Linked DNA regions of Homo sapiens: region 2 is linked to region 1. The links are chromatin contacts, found by Hi-C in ENCODE. All regions are on one chromosome and are shown on one strand. The core of a region is the stretch at or near the end of the contact, and the rest is flanking DNA. Distances in the headings are between cores, read along the strand shown. Region 1 holds the start of MIRLET7IHG (MIRLET7I host gene). Region 2 holds the start of KCNMB4 (potassium calcium-activated channel subfamily M regulatory beta subunit 4).

Region 1 (4,127 bases), core at 806-3,305:
TTTAAAGAAATGAAAAAGCTCAGTGGTTAAGATAGAAATTAAAGTTAGTCTTGATGGCTACCTAGATTTTGGATGAGTTCAAAGGATATACGGAGGGATTTCAGGCAAGATAATGTGAGCAAGGCATATCTGTGAAATAGAAAACAGTGCATTTTGGTGTATTGTGTGAAACAAGGTTGGTTGTGAAGGATTGGGTCCCTTCATAAAATTCCTTGAAAGCCAAGGAGAGTAGTTTAGATTTGAGATGGCAGGGTCTGGAGTGATTTAAGAATAAATTATAAAACCAAGGAAGATAAACTTGCAATCATAAGCAGGATAGGATATATACAGTATGGAAAGCTAAGCTAGAAAGCTGTTGCAATTTTCTTGCTATGAGGTGATGATAAAGAATTGATTAACGGTGGTCATATTCAGAAAGGATACTTAAGATTCCTGATATGCAGGGAGGGGGGAGAAAAAGTTGATGGTAACAGTACATTATATGTGGATGATGAGTATATTGGTGTTAGCACTGTTAAAAACATTATGGAAAGGAATGTAAGTGATAAAGTAGTATAATGACTAAATTTAGTTGGAAACTACTGCTGTAACAAATCTGTATACCATAGACCAAACAGGTGTTTAGTGGCCATTTAAAAATCTGTGCCATTATGGCAAAGGACATTTGCTTTGGTACAGAATAATCTGATCCACTGCGCAGTCAATGAGCAGTGAGGGTTGATTCCCATGGCAGTCCAATCTTTGCTTATCAAGGAAGGATGGTGTGAAGTTTCTACAGACTTTCTGGTAAGTGATTGATAGATGAGTTTATGGTGTGATTGAGTTTTTGCTTTGAGTTTATGCTTAGTGATTGATAGGTGAGTTTATGCTTTGTCAGGTAAAGCATTTAACTGCAAATGTATTATGTTTACACAAATATTCTTAATTGGAAATAGTTTCTGAATATGCACCTAAAAATGTTCTTATGAAATATGTCAGGCAGGCTGATTTTTAACTTGAAAACTTCTACTTTAAGAAATTGTTTGGGTCCCATCGCCTATACCATGTAGAATAGAAACAAAAAGCCAGTTATTTAATTTTTAATTTGCAATTAAACTCTTGGCCAAGAGGATCTGTTGTCCAAAATTACATCGTGATAGCTTAAGAAAAAAAAAATCTTACTTTGCCAGAAAGGGAATTATACAAGGATATCTTTATGAGTTGCTGCCAAATTTTGTTCTAGACCACGGCCCTCTGGCCTCCATGAAGGATCAAAGTCTGGGCAAAGACAATTCTAAGTTGTAGGTAAACATGCTTTTCATTTCCCTCCATTCCTTACTTTTGTCATAAGCAGTCTGGATTTTCAGGGGTAAAGGCTGATAGGGTTGCCAGATACAGTCATTAAAAATTGAGAATGTGCAGTTAAATTGGAATATCAGATAAACAATTTTAAAAATATATGTAACACACATATGCCAAAACACTGGTTATCTGAAATTCCAATTTAACTGGGCGTCCTGTATTTTATCTGACAAGCCCTAACTACTTCTTTAAAATAATTTGTTAACTTCCTACAAAAAATCTCTAAATGGGAGGAAAAAAAAAATCCCGTAAGTTGTCTGGGCCAAAAGCAGAAGTGGCTCCATGGCAGTCAGCCTTCTCCCTAACTTGGCTTAAAAAGAAAAAGCCAAAACCAGAAGTCCCAAAAGCTTGCGTTTAAAGCGGGCTGTGCCGCAGCTTTCCCGCCTGTTTTCTGCGGAATGTAGCACGGCAGCCACCCCGCGTGGGTGGGGCTCGTATGGTTGTGTCCTTGCTGGTTGGGAAAGGAGGTGCCGGAAACTTCAAACCACGGCCAGGGTACAACGTGTCCGCTTAGGCGGCGATATGCGCCGCCATCTTCTTTGCGGGCAAAGGCCGAAAAAAGTTTGGGACTCCACTCCCCCCCGCTGAGCCGATGGAGGGCATCGCCCGCTGCCTCAGCACTCTGGTGACGTGGAATCGGGGTCCCCTCTTTCAGGGCTGATTTCTGGTAGCACGCTGACGCCTGCCAAGGCAGGGAAAGGGGACGCCGCCTCTGTCCCGGATGTAAGATGGCGGCGCGGGGGGCGGCCTGGCGGGGCGGTCACGTGGTGAGGAGTAGCGCGCGAGCCTCCTTAAGTGATCTCTAAGGTTCGTCCGGACGCACAGGAGCAGCGGAGCGCGAGACGGGTCTTGTGTCCGCACGCGTCGAGTCGTCGCAGTCGCCACCCGGGCCATCGCCGGGCCCGGTTTCACTGTTAAGGGGTTTTCGTTTGTTCCGTTTTCGCCTCCTGTAGAGCTGAACGGGAATTCCCCGAAGGGTGCTGGGGAACGGGTGGCCTGGGGACTTCCCGGCTATGCCTTGGCTGCTGTTTGGCGGAGCCGGCGGCAGCCTCTGCGGGATGCCCGCCGGCGATTATCGGCGCCGAGAGCGGGCCGGCGGCGGGTTCGACAGCGCGGCGCGGGTGGGGGCCCGGGTACCGGACTCGGCCGCAGCCCAGCCCCCACCGGGGACTCGGAGCAGGGAGGGGCGCGAGCGGCGCAGCTCGGGACGTGGCGGCAGCTCCTAGCGGGCGAAGCGCGGGAGCGCTGCTCGCTGCCTCTCGGGGGCAGTCCAGAACCAGTTGGTGTCTGACTGCGCTTTTGCCGCCCATTTCCTGCTTTCGAGCGGCTGAGGCGACGCGCTCCCCTCGGGCAGTGGAGGGAGCGGCTCTCTCCGCAGGACACCGCCGCTTTTCTCTCTTCAGAGCGGTGGCTGACGTACAGAACGCCGGCTGTATCACCCGGGCGCCGGCGCCGCCTCTCATCCCCGTAGCTCTCGGGGCGCGCCGGGAGTAGCCGAGCCGCTGGGTGCTGGGCGGGGTCTCCGGGCGCGGCGCGGGGGGAAGGCAAAGGAAAAGAAGGGGCGGCGGGCCGACGTCGGCGGCGAGGAAGGACGGAGGAGCGCCGGAGCCGCTTTGCTGCCCTCCGCGTGGTCCCGTGCCTCCCCGACACCATGGCCCTGGCTGAGGTAGTAGTTTGTGCTGTTGGTCGGGTTGTGACATTGCCCGCTGTGGAGATAACTGCGCAAGCTACTGCCTTGCTAGTGCTGGTGATGCTCAGCGCCGCGGAGGACAATGGCTGGGAATCCCCTTTGTTTTCCGGGGCGCTGCCTGGGGACAGCCCGCGAAGCCTCGGCGCCCGGCCGGCGCGGCCACCACGGAAACCGTTAGTTTCACATTTTCCTAGAAGGAATTGAGGGGAGTGGGGTGGACCGCGATGCATTTTAAAGGTTGGGAAAGAGCTAAGCCATTGGATTCCTTTTCTTGAAGGAAGGAGTGGAATTGTGTAAGATAATTGATACAGATAACTTTTTCACCCTAAAAAATTCTAACACTTCTTTCAGCAGTTAAATGCCAAATTTAGTGTGTACCTGTTTTACTTCATTCTTTAGCTGTAGGTTGGAGTGGTGTGAGCGATCTGCAGAACTGGCATTAGAGGGGCAGAAGAAGTAGACCTGATAATTAAAGTTTATGCCTTAACATTTTAGATCTGGTTTCTGATATGCTCTCTTAGTAAATCTGAGTGTGTCTTTAAAAACGTAAACCCAAAGCAATTTAAAGTTTCTCTTTAAACTTTGCAACTCGCGAATGAGAAGATTGAAATTATTTGTAGGTAATTGCACTATTCCGATTTTTTAATGTATGAGGCAAACAAATAAATTCTATGTACAGTGTGCTGTGAATGGTTTTGTTTTTTGTTTTTTCTTTTTAGTTTAACCTTGGGGCTCAGATTCTGCTGGTGTGGTGGGTTGGTTTTTTGGTTTTTATGGCCTTTGATTCTAATGTTATGTGGTACTTACATCTTTGAGGTTTTGTATGGGAGAAGAGGACTAGGAATTGAAAGTGGTTTCTAGATTTGAGTTTAAAATCTACTAACACTCATTTTGATTCCTGAGTGGCCACTACTCCTAATAGGAAAATACCTTTGCATAGAGAAAAAAGGTAGTTTGGATAACTAATGAAAATACTCAGTGCTCTAATACCCTGAAGTCTGCGTGGAAAACAAGATACTTGTATTTTTATTTTATTTTCACTGAGGGAAGTAAGTGGTCAGTTTTAGTACTTTTCGTTGAAAACTGATCTGTATTT
Region 2 (4,127 bases), core at 1,106-3,605, 7.8 Mb after region 1:
CAGTGTTTCATTAAGAATAAAATAGAAATTGATTTAATTTGTGAAGTCTTAATACGTTTGACTTTCAATAAAGATGTGAAGATAAAAGTGTTCAGAGAAAAGCTAAATTAAAAACAGGAAACAGGAGAAAAAAATGTCTAGAGAACAGAAGACACAAGTTTCTTTAAATACTTTAAGAATAATTGCCAAGAAAGAAATTGACTAAATGCAGAACTGAAAGAAAATGAATTTTAAAACTTCAAGAATTTCAGTTAAAATAAGATAGAATTTTCTGATTTTGTTCCCTAGACTTAGACCACCGTACTTCAGTTTTGAGGCAGAGGTTTCATTCACAGAAGACTTTGAGCTCTGGAATCATTGAAAAACGAACCATATTCATTAAATTATTGGTAGTCCCCCAACTGCTGTGCATTAATAGGAATTAATTCTGCCTCATTTCAGTTCCTCAACATACTGAGCTAGAATAATTGTATCTTGTTATTTGTTCATCATTGCTTCAGATCTTAGACATAGCTTTTCCTTTCTTGGAAAAGAAGATTATAACAATAGAAAAAAAAGATTATTTCCTATGTTTTTTATTTTTCCTGCAATAGGAAAAAGATTCAGATTGAAGATTTGTGATTTTCGGTTATGCTATTTCAATTATTAAACTCACTTTTAAGCAATGTAATCACAATTGTCTTTATGCTAACAGGAAAAGAATACAATTCTTACATTTAAATTAAAAAAAGAAAATCTCAAAACCTGAAAGGTATTAGAGAACAAAGCATCTTCCTAATTTGGACGTTTTTCAAACTCTACATCTTCTTAATTTATTGAGAAAAAGACACTTAGGATCTTCCTGTAATTAATTTGCCCATTGCTGGGAAATACTTGTTACCTGTCATAATGTAGTGCTTCAAAATAACGTTATCAGAACTGCAGTCGAAAGGTACTCAATACCAGTTAAGTAACATTTGAAGTCCAGGAAAGAGAAGTCAAGAATTCCATGATTCCATGTTTCCGTATTCATCAGGAACATAATTAAGAGTTTATTCATTTGAGACTTACAAGCAAACAAAAAAAGTTTATGTAGTTTGCAAGGAAGTTAATATTCTGATTTTATTCTTCGAAATGTACATATAAATAGTTCTCAAGTTTGATTTTATGATAAAAGTGTAGTTTGGGAAAAGGTCATTCTAACTTTAAAAAGGTCGCGAAAACAATAGAGGCTGAAGCATTGTTAGCGTAATTGGGGGAGGAGGGAGCAACGGCAAGAATTAAGAGCAGAACACAGGTCTAGAAACAGTACCTGTCCCAAAGTGGGTCTGCCCGGCGCTGTCGCTTTAAGCAGCGCTCCTGGAAACCTCATCTACAAATCCTGGGGCGGGTCAGGGGTGGCAAGACTCCTAAGGAGGGAAACGACAGAAATGATTCTGTTCTTGCGAGCCCCAAAGCAAGAGTACTTTTCTGATGGGTAAAGTGGTATTTCTTTCCAGGCTGCAAAGCTCTCCACCTTTTTCCTTTGGTCTCAGTCAGCCCCAGCCATGGGGGCAAATCAAGTTGGGGTCAACTCGGCTGCCAGAGACCTAAGTTGCCACAAGGGTCACCGACGACCTAAGCAGCAAGTTTCCTTCGTCCAGCCTCCTGCCCCCACGCACATTGCCTCCACAGCAAACTCCACCTGACTCAGCTTGTTTAACTCCAATCCTGCAGCCCTCCCGGCCTCAGCAGGGTCAGGGGGCGCGGGTCTGCGCCAAGACGGTTAGGAGGCCCAAGTCCTGGGACTGGACGGTTACTGCGCTCCCTTGGGCGCAGCCGCTGGCGGCGTGGGCGCGGCTGGGTCACGCCTCCGGCACCACCGCGCGCCAGCCCGCCCGTGGCATGGGAACCTGCGATTCAGTCGTCCCCGGGGACCTCCCAGCGCACACCGCTAGCCTGGGGCTTTCACCTCGATCCGCCCGGCCTGGGCGGCTCGTGTCCTCCCACACCGCCACCCGTGCCCGCTTCCCGGGGTGCGCCCGGAGCCTGGCCGCTCTCCCTGCAGGTGACCAGTACTCGTTTGGAGTTCAAGATTCCCGCCGCTCCACTTGAACTCCACCCTCCCCTCTTATTATTATTATTATTTTAACTTCCCTCCGGTTAAGCTAAATTGATCTTAATCTTTCATCTCGGACGTCCCTCTAAGGGGAGTGAGCGAAGATTCCGATTGCAAGTCGCCGCTGTCGCTTGTGCCCGTCAGCCCCTCGCCCAAAGGAGACGCCCCCGGGCGGGGCGGGGCGGAGCGGGGCGGGGCGGAAGGGCCCGGGTCTGCTGCGGACGGGGCGGGGCGGAGCCTCCTCCTGCACGGGGGAGCCCCCGGGCTCGCCCCAGCTCAGACACTCCTAGCCTTGGGGCAGCTGCCGGGCGAGTCAGCGGAGTAGCGGCCAGCGGGCGATGGAGACAGAGAGACACCCGACGAGAGGAGGCGGGGTGGGGGAGGCGGGGAGAGTGCGGGGGCGGAGGCTGGCAGGGGGCGCTGGAAGCTGGAGCGGTCCGTGCGCTCCCCGCGCCCGAGGGTGCAGGAGGCTCTGAAGCGGCTGCTGCACCGCGGGGCCCAGGCGGCGGCTGGGGGGCTGGGGGGCGCTGCCGCCGCCGCCGCCGGGGGCGTCGCTGGCCTCGGCCCCTTTGTTCTCGCGCGCTCCCCCTCGCCGCCCACTCCCCTGCTGTCGCGCGGCGGCGGCGGTGGCGGCGGCGGCTCCTCCCGCCCGAGGCAGTCGGGCTCGGCGCCGGGGGCGGGAGGGGGCGGGGGGAGCACGCCAGCCGCCGAGAGTGGGGGGCGATGGCGAAGCTCCGGGTGGCTTACGAGTACACGGAAGCCGAGGACAAGAGCATCCGGCTCGGCTTGTTTCTCATCATCTCCGGCGTCGTGTCGCTCTTCATCTTCGGCTTCTGCTGGCTGAGTCCCGCGCTGCAGGATCTGCAAGCCACGGAGGCCAATTGCACGGTGCTGTCGGTGCAGCAGATCGGCGAGGTGTTCGAGTGCACCTTCACCTGTGGCGCCGACTGCAGGGGCACCTCGCAGTACCCCTGCGTCCAGGTCTACGTGAACAACTCTGAGTCCAACTCTAGGGCGCTGCTGCACAGCGACGAGCACCAGCTCCTGACCAACCCCAAGGTAAGAACGCCCCGCGCACCCAGGGGCTCCCCGCGAGGGAGGTTTGGAGGCAGCGTCGGTGTTAGACTCCGCGCGGGGAGGGTTCGGCGTGTGCTCGCATTGCTAGGAGGAGACCAGGTGGCGCAGGCTGTGCTCAAACCAGGAATGACTACATCAGGGAGCCCCAGGGCTCCGGTCTTTTCAGGTGGGTTTACGCGCGGCGACCAGTGGTGCCCAGAGGCTTACTTTAAAACCTGTCTTGCCTGGTCTCAGATTTTGAGGCCTCGACCCAGTCCGGGTCCTGCGCCTACCGGACTGGGTTTGGAGAAGTGCAAGGAGCCAAGAAAGTTAACTTTTCCTCCATTTAAAGCCAGTGGTTAGCGGGGATCCACCTACTCCAGCTCACGGTCAAGGTCCGAGCTTCAGCTGGTCTCATCTAGAACTCAGATGGAATGACCTTCCTTGAAAGGTCGAGGGGACTCTCGAAAGTTGTGAGAGAGTTCCTCACCTTTTCGCTCTACATAGGCATTTTCAACTTGGGGTTCAAAGATAAGCTTTTGTGGCTTGACAAACGACCCGGAATCAAATGTGGAATATTGCGGGTCCATTTTGGGAAGTACAGAGGGCTCCTAGTTTTCATGAAATAGATTCTCAAAAGAGTCTACAGGGAGCCTAGTTACCCTTTGTGTTTAGGGACAGTCAGGAGTCGTCTGGAGAACAGTAAAACTTGCTGAAAATAGAAAACCTTCAGTGAAATGTACCTAATATGACTTCTCTGACAACTTCTATTGGTCTCGAAAGCAAGCAAGAAGAAAAAGAAAAAGAAAAAAAAAAAAGATAAAACCTGGTTAGGACTCCCGGGATGGAGAGCAGAGAGAGGAAGTCTCAGAAAACTGTTCCCAATGGAGAAAAATAACTTATAAAAAGCAGTGTCCTTAGCCTGTGAACTAATTGAGCTTTGTAGTGCACCTGGTTCTGGTTCCGTTTCTACTTCCCTTGATCTTTTCTGCTC

What was found. A loop is a pair of places that touch in the nucleus more often than their neighbours do. Pooled maps may share reads with other maps.
Region 2: a pooled map shows a loop between it and region 1 (12-fold over the local background). The contact joins the promoter of KCNMB4 here to the promoter of MIRLET7IHG in region 1. A Hi-C loop is called at or near these places in 3 of 50 pooled maps.

The regions. Positions count from the first base shown.
Region 1 is chr12:62,600,688-62,604,814 of GRCh38, forward strand. It overlaps MIRLET7IHG (MIRLET7I host gene), which reads left to right and starts at 2,056. Exons shown (of 2, transcript NR_186001.1): 1 at 2,056-2,148. LINC01465 (long intergenic non-protein coding RNA 1465) reads right to left here and starts at 2,747. Exons shown (of 1, transcript NR_121682.1): 1 at 1,064-2,747. MIRLET7I (microRNA let-7i) reads left to right here and starts at 2,999; the gene lies at 2,999-3,082. RefSeq lists enhancers at 1,350-1,873, 1,874-2,395, 1,910-2,019, 2,100-2,289, 2,396-2,917 and 1 more and silencers at 2,370-2,679, 2,770-3,069.
Region 2 is chr12:70,363,935-70,368,061 of GRCh38, forward strand. KCNMB4 (potassium calcium-activated channel subfamily M regulatory beta subunit 4) reads left to right here and starts at 2,356. Exons shown (of 3, transcript NM_014505.6): 1 at 2,356-3,136. The coding sequence starts at 2,801. RefSeq lists a silencer at 2,172-2,411.